Regions from separate parts of the Homo sapiens genome. Here region 1 is linked to region 2. A link is an interaction called in ENCODE POLR2A ChIA-PET data of the cell type or tissue named here. Cell type or tissue: HepG2. All regions are shown on one strand. Each heading gives the region's core, and the rest is flanking DNA. Links, peaks and the distances in the headings are about the cores only.

What was found. Peaks named below come from ENCODE experiments on the same cell type or tissue, not always from the same donor. Only the 100,000 strongest peaks of a DNase experiment are listed, where the experiment ranks them.
Region 1: POLR2A ChIA-PET joins it to region 2 with 8 read pairs; 2 of 35 experiments call an interaction of 5 or more read pairs at or near these places.

What each region holds. Positions count from the first base shown.
Region 1 is chr2:151,920,378-151,928,539 of GRCh38, forward strand. The region is part of intron 2 of CACNB4 (calcium voltage-gated channel auxiliary subunit beta 4); the gene reads right to left. Among named protein-coding and RNA genes, the nearest start is that of ARL5A, 96 kb to the left of the region's middle. In HepG2, for the core only: no CTCF peak of the experiment used is centred there; a DNase peak (open chromatin) is centred at 3,104.
Region 2 is chr2:151,985,714-151,993,875 of GRCh38, forward strand. All of the region lies in intron 2 of CACNB4 (calcium voltage-gated channel auxiliary subunit beta 4), which reads right to left. Among named protein-coding and RNA genes, the nearest start is that of CACNB4, 110 kb to the right of the region's middle. In HepG2, for the core only: a CTCF peak has its summit at 5,736; DNase peaks (open chromatin) are centred at 3,712 and 3,988.

The DNA.
Region 1 (8,162 bases), core at 1,211-6,210, 66 kb before region 2:
AGTGGCACAATGTTGGCTCACTGCAGCCTCGACCTCTTGGGCTCAAGTGATCCTTCCGCCTCAGCCTCTTGAGTAGCTGGGACTACAGGCACGTGCCACCACACCTGGTTAATTTTTGTATCTCATTTATTTATTTATTTGTAGAGACAGGCTCTTGCTATGTTTCCCTGGCTAGTCCTGGCCTCAAGCAATCCTCCCACCTTGTCCTCCCAAAGTGCTGGGGTTACAGGCATGAGCACTATGCCAGGCCCAGTCTAGAGTCTTTGTAGTAACCTCAGCATGTATCAGTCTATTGTACTTTGTAATTTGGTTCCCTCTTTACCAAAGAAGAATTTCCATCTAAACATGCAACCATATTTTGTGATCAGGATCATAATTGACAAGTAAGACAGTGTTAAGTGGCAAGGTCATAATGTATCTTCAGGATTTTGAGAGCTGCCTTAGAATCCTTAGCTTTTGCCATCTTAAAACTTACTTGAGGCCAGGCACGGTGACTCACGCCTGTAATCCTAGCACTTTGGGAGGCCAAGGCGGACGGATCACGAGGTCAGGAGATCAAGACCATCCTGGCTAACACAGTGAAACCCCGTCTCTACTAAAAATACAAAAAGAAATTAGCTGGGCATGGTGGTGGGCACCTGTAGTCCCAGCTACTTGGGAGACGCAGGAGAATGGCGTGAACCCGGGAGGTGGAGCCTGCAGTGAGCCAAGATCGTGCCACTGCACTCCAGCCTGAGCAACAGAGCAAGACTCCGTCTCAAAAATAAATAAATAAATAAATAAATAAATAAATAAATAAATAAATAAGTTAAAAAAAAACACCTTACTTGATTGGTTTAGGAATTTGAGAGCTTCACAAACATTATCCCATGAAAACAAGGCATAGTTTCATCATCTAAAAAATGATGACAGCTGCAAATGCCAAATAATGAATATCAAATGGTGAATCTTGGTTTAAAACAACATGAACGACAGCAGATGAGCCACACTAATCTAGTCATGCCTCACTGACCTTTCTTCATCTAAGAGTTTATTACTTACCTATTGCTGCTGTAAGAATGACCACAAACTTAATGGCTTAAGCCAACACAAGTTTAATATTTTGTAGTTCTGGATGTCAGAAGTCCAAAATGTATCTCACTGGCCTAAAATCAAGGTGTCAGCAGGACTGTGTTCCTTCTGGAGGCTCTAAGGGAGGATCTGTTTCCTGGCCTTTTCCAGCTTCTAAAGCCAGCCACCTCCCTTGGCTCATAGGCCCCTTCCTCCATATTTGATATGGTTTGGCTCTGTTTCCCTACCCAAATTTCATGTTGAATTGTTATTCCCAGTGTTGGGGGAGGGTTCTGGTGGAGGGCGATTGGATTATGGGGCTGATTTTTCCCTTGCTGTTCTTGTGATAGTGAGTTCTCACGAGATCTGGTTATTTAAAAGTGTGTGGCACTTCGCCCTTTTCTCTCTCTCTCCTGCTCCACCACGGTTAAGATGTGCCTGCCTCCCCTTCCCCTTCGCCTTCCGCCATGATTCTAAGTTTCCTGAGGCCTCCCAGCCATGCTTCCTGTACAGCCTTCAGAACTGTGAGTCAAACCTCTTTTCTTCATAAACTACCCAGTCTCAGGTAGTTCTTTATAGCAGTGTGAGAATGGACTAATACAATATTCAAAAAAGTAATGTCAGACTGAGTCATCCTCACAATGCCATCTCTCTTGTTCTCTCTCTTCTGCCTCCCTCTTCCACTCACAAGAACCCAAGTGATTACATAAGACTCACTGGGATAATCCTGTACAATCTCCCCATCTCAAGGTCAACTGATAAGTAAATTTACCTTTTTATTTATTTTATTTTTGAGATGGGGGTCTCCCTCTATTGCCTAGGTTAGAGTCAATGACATGATCATAGCTCATTGCAGCCTCATCCTCCTGGGCTCAAGGGATCTTCTCACCTCTGCATCCTAAGTAACTGGGACTATAGGCGTGTGCTGCCTTGGCTGGCTAATTTTATAATTTTTTGTAGGGATGGAGTCTTGCTGTGTTGCCCAGGCTGGTCTTGAACTCCTGGCCTCAAGCAATCCTGCTGGCTCCACCTCCCAAAGTGCTGGGATTAAAAGCGTGAACTATGATACCCAGTTAATAAGCAACTTTAACTCCCATTTCTCATGAAACCCAACATATTCACAGATTCCAGGGATTAGTATGTGGACATCTTTGGGCAGCCATTGTTCTGCCCAGCATGAGGAGTTTAGATGAAATTTGCCCTGTGTGAGGCAGGGGCTTATATGATTCATGACATTTCCAGTATCAGATCTTTGGCATGTATAGTCTGAAGTTTTCTGACAATCAGAACTTTCCAAAAGATATTTACCAAGACAGTTGCAGTTTGTGGACTCCAGCAGCTGGTAAAACTCACAAATCCTGTTTTCATTCTAATATTTTTTAGACCTTTTGAATTTTGCAAGTCAGTTTCATAAAACATTGAGTTGATTCCTAAAAGATCAAATGTAGTCAATACTGAGCGTTTGTTGATTTTGCCTACTGCAAAAGAACCTCAAGTTGGAATCTCTCTACATTCATATTTGTGAGTCTATGAGGATTGCCAGCTTGTCTTAAGGAACTGTGCTCACTCCCTGCCCAGTTGTGCAATACCCAGAACTCTGAAGAAACAGCAAGGCTGGGCTCATTGCGGACTTGTCTGAATGGGTGTGAGGCAACAGGTGGAACCATGGTGAAATGGAGAGCACATGAAAGTATTTCAGGTAAGCATTATTTTAAGAAATAATAACAACTATGCTCAACCAAACAAAAGCAACTGCAAGTCAGAGTTAGCCTCCAGACTATGTGGTGGCTCCTCCTCCTAGCTATTGCTTCTATTCTGAAACTGGGTCCAACACCTAAACTCCAGAGGACTCCACTACTTTGCTTTTAGACCTCACCTCATTTGCCCTCTCAGTTGCATAGGGCAGGGTGTCCTTAAAGACTCTGCCATCCCATCTTGGTCTTTATTTATGTGCTGGATCTCTCACCTGCTAGCTTGGCTTTCAACACATTGCTGTCTAGACTTGAACTTCCATGCTTTGCTCCCCAGTCTTGGCAGCAGGCCCATGACCCCGTGTAGCCCCTTGCTGAGCACATGACTTGCTGTTATAGAAACTAGGTGCAGGGAGCTGGAGGAAGCCTGGGTGGAGGCCCGGATGGCATCTAGCTGACATTCCATTCTTCAAGTACAAAATATCAGTCTTGGCCAGATAATTTCAGACTGGCCTACAGAATTCTAATGGGAAACGTTTTTGCTAAGCATCAGCCAATAAAAGCTCATTTACAAAATGCAAGAAGAACCATAAGACTAAGGAAACTTGGATTCTATTCCTAACCCTCTTGCAGATTGGCTGGGTAACCCTAGGAAAGTTCCTCACCTCTAAAAATTGATCTGTTTCCTCACGACTAAAATGTGGAAGACTGGGAAATTGTTTCCTGATTTCATGGACCCAACACTAAGTAAAGTAAAATTAAAGCAAGGTAATACTTTCACATACTCAGGCAGTATAATTCGGTAATTTCTAGTAATTCTCCATGAGTTTCCATCTCATCTCCATTCAGAGGGACTGGTTTTTTAATGTGACTCTATGATACATTATATACCTACATAGATACATGCATTTATACATGCATACATACATACGTGCGTGTAATCTATTCTGAAATCTTTTTTTTTTTTTTTTTTTTTTTGAGACAGAGTCTCGCTCTGTCGCCCAGGCTGGAGTGCAGTGGCGCAATCTCGGCTCACTGCTAGCTCCACCTCCCGGGTTCATGCCATTCTCCTGCCTCAACCTCCCGAGTAGCTGGGACTACAGGCGCCCACTACCACTCCCGGCTAATTATTTGTATTTTTAGTAGAGATGGGGTTTCACCGTGTTAGCCAGGATGGTCTTGATCTCCTGACCTCGTGATCTGCCCGCCTCGCCCTCCCAAAGTGTATTCTGAAATCTCTTAAAGTAGATTATAGAAAATTGATTCTGAAATCTCTTACATTGCAGCTATTACTACTATACAATATAATTTATATTGCCACTATATAATATAATTTGTATTATATACATATAATAATATATGGAGGGATCTTCTTACCTCTGCATACTGAGTAGCTGGGACTACAGGTGTGTGCCATCATGGCTGCTATAGTATATATATATAATTACATCATATAATATGTATATATTACACCACCACAGAGAAAAGTTGTAATATGATGAAGGTGAATTACTTATATTAGGAATCCCTAAGAAGCATTCTCAATCCCTGGATGAATAAGAGAAGTTCTGGAATATATTTACCTTAGAAAGTTTTAGGAAGTTTCAGAACAGATTCCACTTTCTGGAATGCCAGACTGGCATTTTTTCAACACAGGGTGTTTATAACACATATGATATCTGTTTTTCATCCTTAGAATTCCAAGCCAACTCCTTTTTGTAACACGGTTGAGGTGTGGTAAGGATAGGTACCCTTTACACATTGTGACAATGATTCTATCGTTTTTTTCAAGGAATCCCACGCAATGCTTCCGGATGAAACTTTCTGACCTATTTAAACAGAGCTGATAATTCCATTTTTATCACCTCTATTATGATATGGATCATATTTGTATTGTACTCAGCTGTTTATTCCTCTGCCTCTCCCACTTATCTGTGATCTCTTTAAGAATATCCATTGGATTTTATTCTTCTTTGTATCCCCAGCACCCAGTGGAGTACCTGGCACATAAAAGCCATTAAACAGTGGTTAGTGAACAAATGACTTAATTAATTGTTAAGGAAAGTTACCTGCACTCTAAGCTACTTGAAGCATTTCTATTATTTTCTGATTTTATAACAGAGAATGAGCAGTAGAAGAATACAGCTATTAGCTAACACATTTTGTATTATTTGGTAGTCACATATCAGAAATAATTCCTTTATATTTGGAGGATGTACGTCCCAATTTCATTTGTACATGTGAAACAATTTCTGAACGTCCTTTAAAAGTAAGGTCCTAAAGTTGAAGTACCATGCTTTTGAAACTGTCTTTCTATGGGTACCAAACCTACAGAGCTGCATTTAAAATCCTATCAAGTTAATGTTTTTGCTGCTGAATGAATTCCATAAGTCACTTATAGGAAAACATCTATCATTTTGGAATCATGTACATTAGCAATCCCTGGTACCTGGAAGAATTTTCAATTTTGTTTGGCAACTGTGCATATTTCTTCTGAATTCAAAGGAGTAGGGTGGATAGGTTGTTTGTAGGATTTGCAAACATCCAAATATAGGGATAGAAAAGAGGAGCAGGGAGGGGGTGGGGAGGGTGGGGAGGCTAGGGTGAAATTCCAGGGAAAGGGCCTTAGAGGCTGGTGTAGGGGGCAACAGCAAGGTGGTGGAGAAGGGTAACATTCAGAATATACTGTGAAGACAGAACTGACAGGACTTGCTGATGGATTGGATGCAGGATGTGAGAAGGAGAGTTAAACCTGAATCCAAGGTGTTTGACCCAAGCAACTAGAAGAATCGACATACCACTTGCTGGGATGTGAAAGACCACAGGAAAAGCAGGTGAACCCAGATCTGGACATGATTAATTTGTTTGCCTATTAAACAACCAAATGGAGGTATTGAGTAGGCAGTTGGAATTCAGGAGATAGGTTAGGACCAAAGTTATAATTTTGGGAGGAATGTTAGAATACATTGAATATTTTAAAGCCTCAAGGATGGATGAGATAAATGAAAGAATGTATATAGGCAGAAAGAGAAGACATTGAAGGACTGAGTGCTGGGTCTCCAAAATCTAGCAGTCAGAAGATGAGGAATCAGTATAGGTATCTGAGAACTAGTTGCCAAAAAAGCCAGAGGAAAACCAAGAGAGTGTGTATCCTTGAAGACAAGTGAAGAAAAGTAAAGAAGAATGATCAGTTTTCTCAAATACTGCTCATAAGGCAAGCAAATCATGGGCCACAGCAATATGGAAGTCATTGGCAACCCTGACAAGAACAGTTTCACTAGATTATGGGGGCAAAAGCCTGATCAGAGCAGACTCAATAAAGGGTGAAGAGAAGTAGAAGGCAGGGAATAGAAAAACTCTGAAATGGAATTTTGCTATAAAAAGCAGAGTCTCTAAAATGAGGGTCCCCAAAGAATCTATGGATAGAATTCAGAGAGCTCAGGGATTTTGATGGAAAAAAAATTACATCTGTATTTTGACTCCTCCCTAATGCAGCATTTTCTTCAACTAATAATATAATAGCAGCATCTGTTACTTCATAGCCTATAGAAATTGTGGATATTTTCATATTACATTATAGTTGTTACATATATCTCAAAACATCATGCTCATTACTATTTCAAATTTACAGTAATTACTGTACCCATCACTAGGTCTCATGTGACTGTGCTCTTCTGCTCTACAAGTGCTCCGATGGAAGGAAACTTCTTATACTGAAGAGTGACAGGTTTTGGAATCAGAAACCTTGATTTAAATCCTTGACTGCTACTTACTAACTTTGCCTTTGGGTGTCTAACTCTCTAAGCCTCAGTTTCTTCATTTGTAACATGCTACCGTATCACAACAGTGGAAAGTTATTTTGATCAGTATATTAATATCCTGTGTTTCTTTTTTAGCCTTATGTTTCACTTTAAGCACTTTAAAACATTATTCTGAGAAGGAGTCCACGGCTTCACCAGACCATTAAAGGTCTTTATGGCACAAAAAAGTTAGGAATTTTTTTGGAAATGTTTCTGAAAATGTAAGGCAGAAATGGATAGGAGAAGGAGAAAGAAACATCCACAGAGGATTTTCTAACATGGGAGAAATAAGAGAATATTTGTATTGCAGATAAGAATGATTCAGTAGAGAGAGGGGAAATTGGTGATGCAGGAGTAGGGAAAACTGCTAAAGCAATGCTCTTGAGCAGGCACAAGGAGATGAATCTAACACACAAGGGGAGAGGCTGGGCTAAGATAGGTATGTGGGCCACTCGTGCAGTTATAGGAGAGAAGGCAGAGAATATGGGCAGAGCCACTCGCTGGGAAGATGTGGTGGAAAGACCCTATGTGGGCTCTATTCTGATTGCTCCCATCTTCTCATTAAAATAAGAAGCAAGGTCATCAGCTGAGACTGAGGATGGGGGAAGAGGTGCTGGAGTTTGGGGAAAGAGCAGAAGGTATGAACAAATTGGTTGTCTAGAAAAGTAGCACAGTGAATGGACTGGTGAGGGGTAACACAACTGGTGAACAGCACTGAAAACTCACTTGAGATCAATGATCACGAACTGCAGGTGAGTCAGCGCAATTGCGTGCTTCACCCAAGTCTTATCCAGCTGCAGCAACGCAGGTGCTGAGTAGGTGGAGGGTTGGATATAATCAGGGTTGTGCAAGTGAAGACAATGCAACAGAACAGCAAGACTGCAAAGAGAGGCTGATGGGCTGGAAAATAAAAAGCTCTGGCACAGTAGCGGTGAGCTTGACCAGACAGATTTATTTCTGCTTTCTGCTTTTCCCCTCACTCCTTCTTTCTTGAGAGTCAAACATAAGAAAAAGGAAAATCTTTGCGCAGGCAGCAGCAGAAACTGAAAGGCCACAGAATGGAGAGGCAGGAGTGGGCTGTGAGTAAGCACAAGCTGGAGCTGGGTATGAGGCAGCAGAACCAGCAGCAGACTTGGCCATGTGAAGGGCTGCACATCAGAGAGAAACTCCATCAGCTCCGGCTGCTCAGGGCATGGCAGAGAACCTGGTTCCTGGGGCTGCTTTGAACTCTAAGTATGAACAGCTATCTATTTCCATTAAAGAGTATAAAAGCAAATGATAGTCATGTATTGCCTAATTTTAAAAGAATACCTTTCTATTACTGAATGACTATCGACTTACAAACAGGAGCTTTTGACCAGTTTGATGCTCCCTTTTACAGCGCTTTCTACATTTTGTGTTAAATTGTAGATACCTGAATACTAAATAGAAGTGTCTGAATAACTCTAATGTAACAGAACCAAAAGCAGCCCCATAAAGGCAAGGACCATGCCTCATTTATTCCTGTGCCTCCTAGGACATCCCTTTGTGTTTGGTAGGCAGTCCCTAAAGGGACAGGTGTGATAACTCTCAAGGGATTACACCCTGATTATATCTCACCCATTTCTACCTCCTTGAGAAA
Region 2 (8,162 bases), core at 1,907-6,906:
ATATAATGCTACGTATTTTCATAAGTATACTTAACCTACTGTCTCTGAGTGAGGAATGTCCATCCACATCTAAATAACAGAGACTGTGGTGTTCATGTCTCTAATCTCTTTTTGGAAAGTCTTATGACATTGGCACCTAAGGTAATGGCTCTCAACAACGGCAGAAAATCTGAATCATCTCTGGAGCTTTTGAAAAATCCATTTACACTCCAGAAACTCAAGCTCAGTAAAGGTTCTAGTATCTACATTTTCTAAAAATTCCAAAGTCGTTCTATTAGGCAAATGAATGAGACGACTGAGCTAAGACTACCCTAGTTAGGTATCATATCTGGTGGATGAAAAAGCTACTACATGCACTTCCTTAGGCATATGAAGAAGAGCATTATTCCCTAAGCTATCATCTTGTTCTACGGTACTGACCTTACATCAAAATAAAGCACTTATTTACCTTGTGTGATCTACTTTCACAAGGTGGCACAATAGTGCCCATTGCTGTTAGTCTCATTTCTAAGAATGCTCTTGTTTCATATGAAAAAAAAGTAATCTAAACACTGATATGCCTTTTACTTATATACCCAACACCTGGAGGAAATATTTATACAGTAGACAGAATAAGCATCTGGTTTGAATTTCCAAAATGGCTCCTTCCAACTCAAGAAGAGCCTCTGTCTGTATTTTATGGGTCAGTGATAAGTGTTCATATTATTTACCGATTTATGATGAGGTTTACCAAGATGTGAAATCTCAGCTAACCCTTCAACCCACTCCCAATCCCACTCCCATCTCTAAGACACCAATTATTCCACTCCACATTATTAAGCACCATACTAGAATCATCTATAGCTATTGATATTGGGGTCACATTTAGCATACTCATCAACCTCATATAACCTGGACTTAGGAAGTACCCTTGATTTACTTTCAGAGCTAGGTTAGTTAACATTCTAATGAAGAAAAAATATATAGAGAAAAACAAAGGCCTGGTATTAGAGAGAAAAGTTCCCTTCATATCAGACTTTGGTACAATGCCATCTGACGGGGATATGCTAGCATAAGAGCAGCCTGGCCCAGTCTGATTCTCCTAGCATTGCTTGGACTGAGTGCCACCTCCAGACTAATCTCTTACTGGGGTTGGGGGGAGTCACACATTGAATTGTTACAAATCACCGGTATAAGAAGTTCAGCAGGAGTTGCTTCAGAGATTGTTTTTTTCCCTCTCAGGTGCTCAAAGTGGTCATCTCCTACCACCATACAGAGACCCTTCTGGAAGGAAGAGATGGAGGAACACCAAGTGCTGACAACCAGTGCGCTGTTGGGTCAAATGCAAAGAGGAAACTGAATTCCTCAACAAATCCATTAGTGGGAAATTCATTCCAATTTTCCAACATGAAAAGTAAGGGATGGATTTTCAAAATTAGGTAAAGTATGAATCCAAATGAATTATTCTATTTGCTCTGCAGACAACCTCCGCAACATATGAGCACTACTACACCAACCACCTTGAGCTCTTGGTACAAATTAATTGACAATGATGGATAGGCTACCTGAACTTCAAAACGTAAGTCTTAATATGGCAATGATATTCTTTACAGTATACTCCCGTAGCTCAGTGGGGGGCAGCACTACAATCTCTGGGCTTGGTTGAGTTCAGAGAACACTCTGTTCCATTCTGTTTCTCTCTCTCCATGGGCTATTTTGCCTGCCTTTGGATGGTCTCTACCGCAGACATCATCCTCAAAAAAGCCTCAGGACAGAAAAGCCTGGACATTCCTGAGCATAATAAATCGGGATGATGGATCCAAAAGAAAGGCACTTTGTTGATGTTTTGAATTAAGTCAAAGAAAAAAGCATTAACAAGTGTACCAAACTTGGTGACTGGAATTAGCAAAACAGCACATATAGCCAAAAGTGTAATCACAAGGTCACACATTCACATCTCAGCATTAGCTGTGTGTCACTGTAAATCGCCATGCCAGCACTTTCCCTCCTCTTCATTTTATTTTATTTTTCTAAATTTGGAGTCATTACACATGCTGCTAACTCAGATAACTTAGTACCTAGGCACAGGGAGAATGAATCACAGTTTCGATGCGACCCACCAATTTAAATGTCTTCCCTTTGTATATTTCCATTTCCAATGACAATATCTCCGTCACCATGTATCATTTTCTGGTGTTCATTCTTGAGGATTTATGCATCTGCATGAATTTGCCTGAAAAATCTCTACATATATTCATTAGAAACTGTAACTTTCCTTTTGAAAATGATTCCATTAAATAATTTTTACACTCCCATTTTCTTACCAAGTAATTTATCGCCAACTGAAATACTTTTTTTAAGATCTGAAGCTTAAGATGAAAACACATTGTTAAAATGATCTAGAAATCAAAGTAAATTAAAATTCTAATGGGAAGTTGTTACAAGTGATTAGCTGTAAATTACTGCTACTGTATTTTTTTTTCTAAAGAAAAGTCAAAGTGGACAACGGTTGCGGCAAAGGCTTAGACAAACCAGTCTCCCTACCCAAGGACGTGACTTCCACTACTAATCCCTCTAAATTTCTCTCTCAGTTGTTCATATTCACTTACATTCTGGACCCACTGAGCTCTCTAGGCCCTAAATGCCTCCAATTTTACCTCATACATCTGCCTTTCCTGTGCTTACTTCACCCACATCCTGGCGGATTCTAAAAACCTTCCCCACCCTACATGAGAGTGGGTAATCAAATAATAAATATATATAATAAAATCATGCAGTGCAGCCTCATAACCTTGGGCCTCTACTAGTCTCTCAATACTGCTGTTTTAGTTAGCTGGAGCTGCTATAAAAAAAATCAAGCACTGAGTGGCTTAAACAACAAAGATTTATTTCTCTGAATTTTGGAGGCTGAGAAGTCCAAGACCAAGGTAGTAGAGTCGGGGTCTGGGGAGGTCCCAGTTCCTGGTTTGCAGAAGGCCACCTCCCTGCCATATCCTTGAGTGGTAGAGAGAGGAGGCTCTGGTTTCTCCTCTTCTTCTATAAGGACACTAATCCCATCATGGGGGCTCCACCCTCCTGGCCCAATCACCTCCCAAAGGCCCCACCTCCCACTACCATCACTTTGGGCATTAAGATTTCAACCTATGAACTGGGGAGAGGGAGGCATAAACATGTAGTTGATAGCAATTGCCCAGCACCCCTTCCATATCTATTATGAGTTTTTTCCCTCAATCCACAAAAGTCTTCACCAATCGCCTCAAGACTCTTACCTCATCTCTCTTCTTTTACCATTAGCAGAGGTGAATAGAGCAACTGACAATTCCTCAATATCCTGTTCCACCCCACAAATACCTCTTTTCATTCCATTTCAGTGGAAGAAAGTATCCCTTCTTCTTCTAAGATTGATCTTCTCACCTGTGTTTGGAATCCCAATTTCTCTGGCCTCAGTACGAATCTGGTTCCATATGCTCTCTTGACTATAACTTCAACCCACACCTCTCTTTGAGCTGTTAGCCTTAACACACAAACACTTCAAAGAATAACAACACTTCCCTGGCCTTGCCTCTTCCAGCTATCAACTTACTTCTATCTGTCCTTCATAGCCAACATCCAAAGAGTGCTTCTACACTCTGTCTTCATTTCTTCTCCATTATTCATGTTTCAATAATCTGGCCTTTATCTCTATCTCTGACTCAAACTGTATTTGCCAAGGTTGCCAGTGACCTCTTTGTTGCAATTTCTAATAGAACCTCGTCTTATGTGACCTCTGACACTATTGACCTTTCTCCCGTTGGAAACTCTCCTGCTCCTTGGTTTCTATGGTATGGCTCTCCATGGTTTCTCTTCTACTTCTCTGGCCATTCTTTCTTGATTTCCTTCATGGGTTCTTCACCCTCTGGCCACCTCTCAAATTTCACAGTTTCACCTCCTCTCCCTTAGCTTCAACTACGTTCCATCTTCTGATGATTCATAAATAAACACATCCAGTTCAAATACAGGTCTGAAGTTCAACAACCACATATTCAACTGCCTACCAGATACCTCTCCTCAGATGTCCCATGGTCCACATATATTAGACTCAACATGTGCAATAGTGAACTCACCTCCATCTCCTTCGAAAATCAAGTCCTTATATTCTAAAACAGAGTGACTACCCACCCAGTTGTCCAATTTGGAAATCTAGGAATCATCCTTGATGCTTCCCTTCCCCCTCTCCACTGACTTTATGTTCTGTTGGTATTCCCCCTAACAACTTTTGAACCTCTCCTCTTTTTTCAGTCTCTACAGTTGAGGCTCTCCCAATTTGTTCCCTGTGACAGCCTCCTTACCAGTCTTCTGCATCCAACTGTGCCCACCCCTCAAGTCCCATATATCTTTCCATTTGAATACCAAAATATTCTACAAGTCCAATCAGATGACTCTGTTGACACAACATCCATGACACCTCCCTTTCTTTAAGATAAAATTTGAATTCTTTCAGGAAAAAATTACAAGCCACTTCTGGTGTGCCCAGCCTCATCTCTTGCCATAATTTCCTCACACATGCTCCAGCCATATCTCATTGTATCAAATTCTTGCACTTCTTGTCCTAGGCTTCTGAGCACATTGAACCTTGCTCCTCAAAAACTATCTCACCACCTAATTCCCTGTGCATAACTTCCTCCTACTGGTTATTCAAAAGTCAGCCCAGACATCTCCTCACTTCCCTACCAAAAGCACAACCCTCTCCAGTTAGAGATTACACATCCCTGCTGTGGGGTCTCTCAGGTGCCACCACATCACAGCATTTCCCACGGTTCGCCCTCCTCACTCAGGCAACAATGTGAGCTCCAGGAGGAACAGGGACCGGGTCTTGTGCACTGTTGCTTCCTTAACAATTACCATAGTGCCTGTGACATAGAAAGTGCCCCCCAATCTTTTAACAAAGAGTTCTGCAAATTCTGGGATTAATCTCATGATCAGTGAACACATTCTGATCCCTTTTACCTTCTGATTCTATCTAATACACCATGGGCACAACTCTGACCAGAAGTCACAATTTCAACTGAGTGAGCAAACAGGACAAGGAAGCAGTCAGTTGATTACCTTAGAAAGAAAGAGATGTCTGTAGGCAGAGACTCTCCCAAGGAATGAGAGAATATTCAAAAATTAGTTTAATAAGATGACAGATAAGCCCATTCAAAACCTTGCTAATATCTGTTTGAAAGGTCATTTTAAAATGTTGTCTTCTGATTGGGAGATGGTGAATTGTGTGGCTATATAAAATGGCATTATCCAGCAGGAACAAATTTGCAGTGTGTTACATATGGAATACAAATTATACTAAATTTCTTTCAACAAAAATTGCATGTCTAAGTCCTATTTATCTTAGACCTTTGGTTACATTTGAAAATATCTCAGAGGAGCCTGCTCCTGATGAAGCTCAGATTCTCTCTAGCATGCTCCCATCAAGCTAGCAGTGATGAACTCTCTTTAGAGAGAAGGCTTGGACTCTGAACACTGGAGGTGAGCAGCTCATCACCTTCTAACTCAGAGTTCGGCTCCAGACTAGTCTTAGGACTCTGAGTACAGTAGTTCCATTTTGGAGATCCAATTTAGTTCTTATTAATCAATAACATTTAATCCAAAATCCAAATTCTGGAACCCATCCTGAAGAACCAGTTTTCCCAGAAGCTGGTCTGCACAGTTCTGCTAAGCTCACTGTGAAATCTCTTTACATGTTTTTCTCTAACCTGAGTCCTCCTCTCACCTGAAGATGGAGCACTGAGCCAGATGACTTTTCATTGTCTCTTGTTATAATTTTCCACATGTGGTTTTGAACTGGGAGTAGCCATTAGGTGACGAATTCTGAAAATGGGCTAAATGACATGCCAAAAACTGAAAAATGGGGTGTGAAGAATGTGCTTCTTGCTTTCTAAAGCATAACCATAGGAATGCAGGGCTTCTGAATGTCTTCTTTTTCTTAACATGACAATAAGAAACAAACAATCTTTTTCTTCATCTGTCTATTTTTCTGGCTTCCATTTTTTAAAAAAATCGTGAAAAACTATCTTTCTCTATAGGGAGTCAAAAGGAGATGCTAAAAGAGATGCTTCTAGTGATTTGTTTATCATTCTGTAATGGCGATTGTCTTAATTTGGCCTCCCTCAAAGCAGAACCTAAGATAACGACTTTCGGAGGGGATCTTAGGAAGCAGGAATGAGGGAAACAAAAGAGCGAATCCAGGAAGGAGGAAAAGTCAATGAAGAATACATAACTGATTTCCGATTGCAGAGAGGTAACTGGGACTCAGTCCCACTGAGAACTTCTAAGCGAGAGTAAAATGCTCTCCAGAATGGCCCCCCTGAAGGACAATGAGCTAGAGTACTTAATCCTCGACCCCCCTTCACCATTGGTGGAGAGGGCATTAAGTTTCCTCTATTTGGAGACAGGCCTGGATGGAGTAAACTCCTTCAAGGGAGAACCGTGAGGCAGAAGAGAGAAGGCAAACAGGCTGGATGCATAAGCACTGTCCACCACAGCTGCAGCTGAAGTCTACAGTGGGTCAGGGAGATGCATGCAGCCTGGCACCCAAAAAGTGCCAGCCAGAGTTATGTGTGGGTATAAGACAATGCAGCATGGCAAGCTACACCTACTTTTCAAAAAGCACGATTTCCTTCAGTTTATCCCGTGTCCCGGGGATTTTAATTAATAAACAGTGCACATTTACTCCCTGTATTATTAGTTTATCTTACAAGAATTAAGAACAAAATGCAAGAGCAACTATAGCTTTGGGACGTTGTTAGCATGTAACTATGGCAAGAAAAGAAGTATGATAACCACTGGAAGGAACAACTAAGTGTATACCTATGCTGGAGGGCTTTTACTTACCAACACAGAGTTCTAGCTTTTTCTGTAAATGGCGTGGCTGTTGCATGTCATTATGACAGTTGCTGAGATATGTGAATGCAAACCAGCACCCGGGGGAGCAGAGCAAATTTAAGTTTCTGGGAAAGCTACAAGCTAGCCACCATTGCAATCAGGAAGCAATCCTTAGTCCCATTTCTCACCTCATTCCAACTGGGACCCATTCAGTCACCCCTAGAGAAACTTGATGCTATGAGCACTTAGCCAATGTAAGCTGAGTATTTCACATCCTTTGACTGACTCTTACTCCTCCAAAGTCAAGGTTAAGCCATGTCACTAAAGATGCTTTGGAAATATTCCGCTTCCTAAATTGCAAATAGTTCTGCAAGCAATGCAAACAGAACATTTAAGTTCTCAGGACTGTCAAAATGACACCTTCATCAGCTTCCAAATCTGGTAATTATTGTCTTCCTCACACCCACGAAAAGGACTGAAATTGAGTGGATCTCACAAGGTTCTCAGCTCTGGTGTCTTTTTTGGTAGGTGTGGGAAGAAGGGACAAGAAAACATCTTGAATAAGGTCAGAGTCAGAGACAGTAAGCCACGTTTTTTGTTTTTTTTTTTTTTAAACATCTTTTTTACTATCAAGGCTTTTACCCACAAGCTTTCCTCCTTGTTTGGAAGCACATTTTTGATCACTAACTATATCTAGAAACACTCCTTGAGACAAAGTAATTTGTAGATACCATTTTTGTTTGACCCAAGAAGCCCAGACCTACTTTCAGGGACAGGAAATAGGAGCCTGGGGCCCAGGAGAAATGATATTCATGGTAGCCAATGAAAGTGGAACTGGACGAGAAGGTACACAGGGCAAAGTGCCAAAGCAAGGATGAAACACACAGCAGTGAGAATTCATAGGCCAGATGAGGCACACAAATTACAAGAGGGGCCAGGTAAGGAACCAGAAAAACAGGATAGTGCCAGAGACTACTTCTCTGAACACGGAGGCATAGGTTGGGGAGCACTTTTTTTTTTTTTTTTTTTGAGACGGAGTCTTGCTCTATCGCCCAGGCTGGAGTGCAGTAGCACAATCTTGGCCCACTGCAACCTCTGCCTCCCAGGTTCAAGCGATTCTCCTGCCTCAGCCTCCCGAGTAGCTGGGAGTACAGGTGTGTGCCACCACGCCGGGCTAATTTTTGTATTTTCAGTAGAGACGGGGTTTCACCATGTTGGTCAGGCTGGTCTCGAACTCCTGACCTTGTGATCCGCCCACCTCGGCCTCCCAAAGTGCTGGGATTACAGGCGTGAGCCACTGTGCCCAGCCGGGGACCACTTTT